Regions from separate parts of the Mus musculus genome. Here region 1 is linked to region 2. A link is a loop called in an ENCODE intact Hi-C map of the cell type or tissue named here. Cell type or tissue: left cerebral cortex. All regions are shown on one strand. Links, peaks and the distances in the headings refer to the core of each region. The heading gives the core; the rest is flanking DNA. Region 1 has its middle 140 kb from the start of Gm35496. Region 2 has its middle 91 kb from the start of Gm35496.

What was found. Hi-C counts contacts between places; a loop is a spot of excess contacts. Peaks named below come from ENCODE experiments on the same cell type or tissue, not always from the same donor. Only the 100,000 strongest peaks of a DNase experiment are listed, where the experiment ranks them.
Region 1: it touches region 2 in a loop (7-fold over the local background); 3 of 42 quality-filtered maps call a loop at or near these places.

Annotation. Positions count from the first base shown.
Region 1 is chr15:19,039,057-19,041,984 of GRCm38, reverse strand. No RefSeq gene overlaps it. Among named protein-coding and RNA genes, the nearest start is that of Gm35496, 140 kb to the left of the region's middle. In left cerebral cortex, for the core only: a CTCF peak has its summit at 1,687 (motif pointing right); a DNase peak (open chromatin) is centred at 1,709.
Region 2 is chr15:19,275,292-19,278,219 of GRCm38, reverse strand. No RefSeq gene overlaps it. Among named protein-coding and RNA genes, the nearest start is that of Gm35496, 91 kb to the right of the region's middle. In left cerebral cortex, for the core only: a CTCF peak has its summit at 1,576 (motif pointing right); a DNase peak (open chromatin) is centred at 1,651; H3K4me3 peaks cover 386 bases; H3K27ac peaks cover 223 bases.

The DNA.
Region 1 (2,928 bases), core at 156-2,655, 240 kb after region 2:
CCCTAGGCAGCTATTTATGATTTGCCTCATGCTCTAGCAGGGGCATGATTTTGCCCACACCATATAGTTTGTGTGACATTTAGAATTCTGTGTACTTTGCAGAAGGTATATAAATGTTAAGGCCCCAAGAGCTGGAGGGCAGATTGTTAATAGTTAGTTACTGTTGGTTACTGTTGGTTGTGCTTTTAAAGTAGTAGTGCACAAAGAGGAAGAACAAGTTAGATATCCTGACAGTGAAGACCAAACATGCCCCAAGAAACTCTATACCCCTAAACAGCAAAAAGTAGTTTTTATCTCTTTTCTAGTGTTAGGGTTTTTGAAGGGGTGGAAAGGTATTGAAGTAGGGCAGAAAAAACCAAACCAAACCAAAGCAAAACCACAAAATAGGCAAAGTCTGGTTGCAGATTGTAACTTGGAAGTTGATGCTTTCATCAAATGATAAAGCACACGAATTTGTATTTTAGTGTGAAGGGAAATCAATTCCCCATAAATCTGATTTATATGTTTATTTCTAATACTCTAGTGTTTCATCCATGTCATAGAATCACACATCAGGAAGTTTATCATTTCTCAGAAACACACTAGCATACATTCAACTTACTATTAGAGTGCTCTTATTACTTATGCTTGCATCTGTACACATTTTTTAAGACTATGAAGAATGGATAGCCATAGAATTTGAACAACAGAGATAAACTTAGTTATATATATTGATTTATTTTCTATTAGGATACTTTAGTTTGGATAGTGTTGACAGAGAAAATTTTAAAAAAGGAGTTGAATGCCCAACAACTTGAAAAAAAAAAGCCAAAAACAAACAGTCTATGCTTGGTCCCCAAATGGAACATTATAAACATAAACCACAAAAGCTTGTCAAACACTACTAAAAGAATAAGCAAAAATATTCCTACAGTTAAAGGTTCAAGGAGAATACTGCAAACTACCTTCTGATGTGGCTTGTCTCTTCTGCCCATGAACTTACAGCAACTTGTACAAGACATTGGAAAGAGTCAGCCATTAAAACAGCATGGTTGGGAGAGGCTGAGGATCCTCCATGCCTGACTAAGTAGTTTCTGGCAATTGGTGACTGCTAGGGGAAGAGTTTCTTCAGCAGTGTGTCTCCCAGTCGATTGTCCATGAGTCAGTGGAAGCCTTTGCACTCATGCTTATATGGGCAGCACTAATTGTACTTAATTAGATAATTTTAAAAACTAGAGAATAAATACATAGGAGTGAGTACCCCACTTGGGGATGCATCCCATATACAATCACCCACCAGACACTTATTTGGATGCCAACGAGTGCTTACTGAGAGAAGCCTGATATAGCTGTTTCCAGAAAGGCTCCACCAGTGCCTGACAAATGCAGAAGTGGATCTTCGCAGCCTACCATTGGACTGAGCACAGGGTCCCCAATGAAGGAGTTAGAGAAAGGACCCAATGAAGTGGTTTGCAGCCCCCTAGGAGAAACAACAATATGAACCACCAGTAGCTCCCAGGGACTAAATCACCAACCAAAGAGTACACATGGAGGGACCCATGTTTCAGGTGTTTACCTTAGAAGCTGCTAAAGCATCCACCACTTCCTTCTACCTGAGAGACATTTTAAGATGTTTATATTTTGTGGGGACTGATCTCTTCCTTCATCTCCCTCTATGTTTTGTAATGTAACTTAGCAAGCAAGTATTTAGTGAGTGCCCACTAGATGTCAGACAATCTCTTAAGAATTTCAGAAGAGCAATCTCCTGAATCTTCACATATGTTGAGAAGAAACTGGCAAGGAAGACTTCAGGATAGCAAAGAGATAACATTTTACTACGAACTTAAAAAATTTTGAAGTGGCCAGCTTCTATATACACCCTTTTTAGAGCTATGTTATTGCTTTGACTATAAGTGCTCATTATTTCTTAAAGATTCCACATAATAGATTAGTTTAGTGAGATGACTTTTGTTGTTAGCAATTATACATTGCTGAATCTATAGCTTCTAGTGGCTAGACAATTACTCTTCACCTAAGTCACCTATCAGGCTAGGTACTTGTTTTACAATCACATTTATAAGATATATCACATTATTAACACAAAACAACATATTTTAAACAAGTTTATAAGCAATTACTCCCTCACTCATTCTTAAACTACTGAGTGTCTTCCATATAACCAGTCCTATCTTCTCTTCTGTAGGTAAAATGGTGCATATTCCAAAAAATATTACACTTGGAATTAGAGAATTTGGTATCAGAAATGAGTACTGAAATGTGACCTCTGCATATTCATTTAGTCAGCACAGTCAAAATTTAAGCTTCAGTATAAAAGTTAATATTACTTTGTTGTGCATTCAGATAGTAGTTTCACATACAAATGTCCGTTAAGAGCTCCGGGGTACTGGTTAGTTCAAAATGTTGTTCCACCTATAGGGTTGCAGATCCCTTTAGCTCCTTGGGTACTTCCTCTAGCTCCTCCATTGGGAGCCCTGTGATCAATCCAATAGCTGACTGTGAGCATCCACTTCTGTGTTTGCTAGGCCCCGGCATAGTCTCACAAGAGACAGCTACATCTGGGTCCTTTCGATAAAATCTTGCTAGTGTATGCAATGGTGTCAGCGTTTGGAAGCTGATTATGGGATGGATCCCTGAATATGGTCCATCCTTTAGTCTCAGCTCCAAACTTTGTCTCTGTAACTCCTTCCATGGGTGTTTTGTTCCCAAATCTAAGAAGGGGCATAGTGTCCACACTTCAGTCTTCATTCTTCTTGAGTTTCATGTGTTTAGCAAATTGTATCTTATATCTTGGTTATCCTAGGTTCTGGGCTAATATCCACTTATCAGTGAGTACATATTGTGTGAGTTCCTTTGTGAATTTGTTACCTCACTCAGGATGATACCCTCCAGGTCCATCCATTTGGCTAGGAATTTCATAAATTCATTCTT
Region 2 (2,928 bases), core at 261-2,760:
GAGGAGGAGGAAGAAGGTCAGAGAGAGAGAGAGAGAGAGAGAGAGAGAGAGAGAGAGAGAGAGAGAGAAAAGAATATTATCATGATTGCAAATAATTTCAGTCAACACTACCTTATATTTACACCTGATGTTTTTATGCTTTTTTTTCTTTCTTAAACTTTATTTTATTTTAATCATGTATATGAGTGTGTGTGTCTGTGTGTGGATTCATCCATATAAGGGCAGACATCCATGGAAGCCAGAAGTGTTAGATCACTGTGGATCTGGAGTTAACTGATGTTAGTGGTCCTCATGAATATGAGGCTTCAAAGATTCGAAAACATGCCTTCTCTTGAACAGTATGAGCTCTTAACCCCTGAGACATCTCAAGTCCTATTTTACAACCTCATCTGAAACAAATTTCCTTGAAGAAAGAGAAGGGAAAAATGAATGCCAAAACCTACTTTTGGTATCATGGAATGGTTTGGGGATGTCGATAGTTGCAAGCTGGTTAAAACTAAGCATTAGAAGAAAACATCAAGAAGATTAAGAATCAAGTTTAGGGTCTTGTGTGAACCTACCAGAGTTTGATGATTGGTCAACAATTGTCCTGGACCATTCAGCCCACACAGAGTAGAAGCCGCAGGTTAGATTGGCCTAAAATGTACTGCTTGAGTTCAGTAGCTGAGGAGACTTATGTTATCGAGCATACCAAGTAACCCATAAAGGAGAGGACTGCCAGGACTGAGGACGGGAGAAGAGGAATACAAAGTTAGAGGGCCACATCATGGAGAGAAAGCAGAGGCGAGGTAGAATTTTACGAAGGACACAGGGTAGAAAATCTCCACCTCCTTCAGCATTCTCATGGTACCAAGCTTAATAGACCTTCGATCTTGTTTCTTCATCCACTGTCCTCAAACTTTCTGATTTTCTCATAACAGGAAAAATAAAAGTATCTTAAATGTACTACTTGTATTGACAAGTCATATTCATGAGATCCATATTTCCACTAAGATTATGATGACAGTAAAGGAGACTGACATTTGAATAGCTCGTCACCTCAGAGCTAATGATTAGTGAGAAAAGATGATTAAATTATGGTCTTAACTATGAAAGTCTTAGCCAATTTCTCATTCTCGCATTTGTTTTTGTGGAATTTATTTATTTATTCATTCACTTTGCATTACAGTGGAGCACAGTGGGTGTATTTATAGACGATATATATATATATAATTTGTTTTACTTTTTCCCCAAAATGGTTGTTTTATTTATTATTTCACTTTGAGACTTTTATAAATTTGCAATGGCAATGAAGAACTAAAACAATCTAGGTCAAATATCACATTTATTGTACTGGAAGATGTAACTGAGAATAATATATAAAACTTTAAACCATAAAAATGCTTATGTCTTATTCATGCACAGTTTAGTTAGAAACTATATACACCTTCATGTTTTAGAATTTTAAAGCAGACTGTAAAGTGTTTTACAACAGCGTTCACATGCAACTCTGAATATCATTTGGAACTTTGACCAAAGAAAGCAACGACCAGCAGCAGTTCATGAGCCGCTCTAAGCTCCTGAAATCCAGAAGATGGTGCTGTTTCCATTTCTACTGCAGTTTGCAACTGCACAGAAACAATTTATTTTCAGTTCGGCTATTGATGGCTGTGAATTATTGACCGTACCTTCGCAATAGGAACAGTTAATGCAGCTTTGCTCTTGAGGGTTTCACATTTACAAATAATTTGCATAACATTTCCACACACCGGGTATTAGAAAATGTACTGCATCACAAGCCATCTCACATTAATGGACCCTGATCAGTTGCAGCCAACCCAGTTATCTTTTGCAAGGAGTACTCTTAAATGTGAAAATGCATATTAGATAAAAGACCTATTTAATTTTCTGGTTACTTATACGGCTATTAAAATGCAACATGCAGACCATTAAAGTGGTGATGATCCTTATTTAATGGAATGTGAATTTATTCTTCCAAACGCTGAGCAGTTTTATAGTGACATGTTAATTATGCACTAGCCAGGCACAAAAGATTTCAGCCAGTTAACACAGATAAATGGGGTACGTGGTATCTATAAAGTATCAAGCCTATTCCACTTCATGCAGACTTTATTAATGAATCCTTCATAACATCTTACAACTGTCTAGGATACTGCTGACAAGAGGAACACTTTGAAAAGTTCCTCCATGTACCTTTGCCAAGCATTGTCCTTGTAATGCTCACAGACTGTGCTGTCATTATCATATCCTCCCTCAAAGAAAAGTAAAATAAAAAGGGCAACTAGAAATGTTCAAGTATACCTACCAACAAATCAACACAGAGTAAATAGGTGAAAATAGATCTAAAAATGTTTGTATATTTCTAGCATGGATGACAACTTCGCTTCTTTCATACTGAACTAGTGAGACCCTAAATTAAATTAGCCAATTTTTTTCCTTAAAAATAAGAATACAGGTGCCTTTGTAAAGTCAGCCTTTTAACCTATATAAGAATTTTAATAAATTAGGCTTAAACAGTATGATTAAAATATGACATAGGCACTTTTTTTTTTTTTTGGTAAAAGAAAGCATGGACCAAAATACAGAAAAATCTGAGAAAAGAGAAAGCCACAGAATTATTATTTGTGCTGGAGTCTGTGTGTGCTGTACAGATGGATCACAGATGCCCAAATAAAGGGATGGACAACAATTAATTGCATTGTTCCTTAGTGAGCAGGCACCTATAAACAATAGTACATAACACATGTTGCTTTTTAAGGGGTGAAAATTATCCTCTGGAATTCCAGAATGGAGGTTTCAAAGACAAAACAGGTGATTATCTATCAGTCATTAGTGGGTACTTTTGTATTTGTTGCTCTTGTATCTTTTAAATGTCTTTCCTGAGGCTAGCTAAGGAGAAAAAAAAGCTTAATTAGATACTGTCAGTTG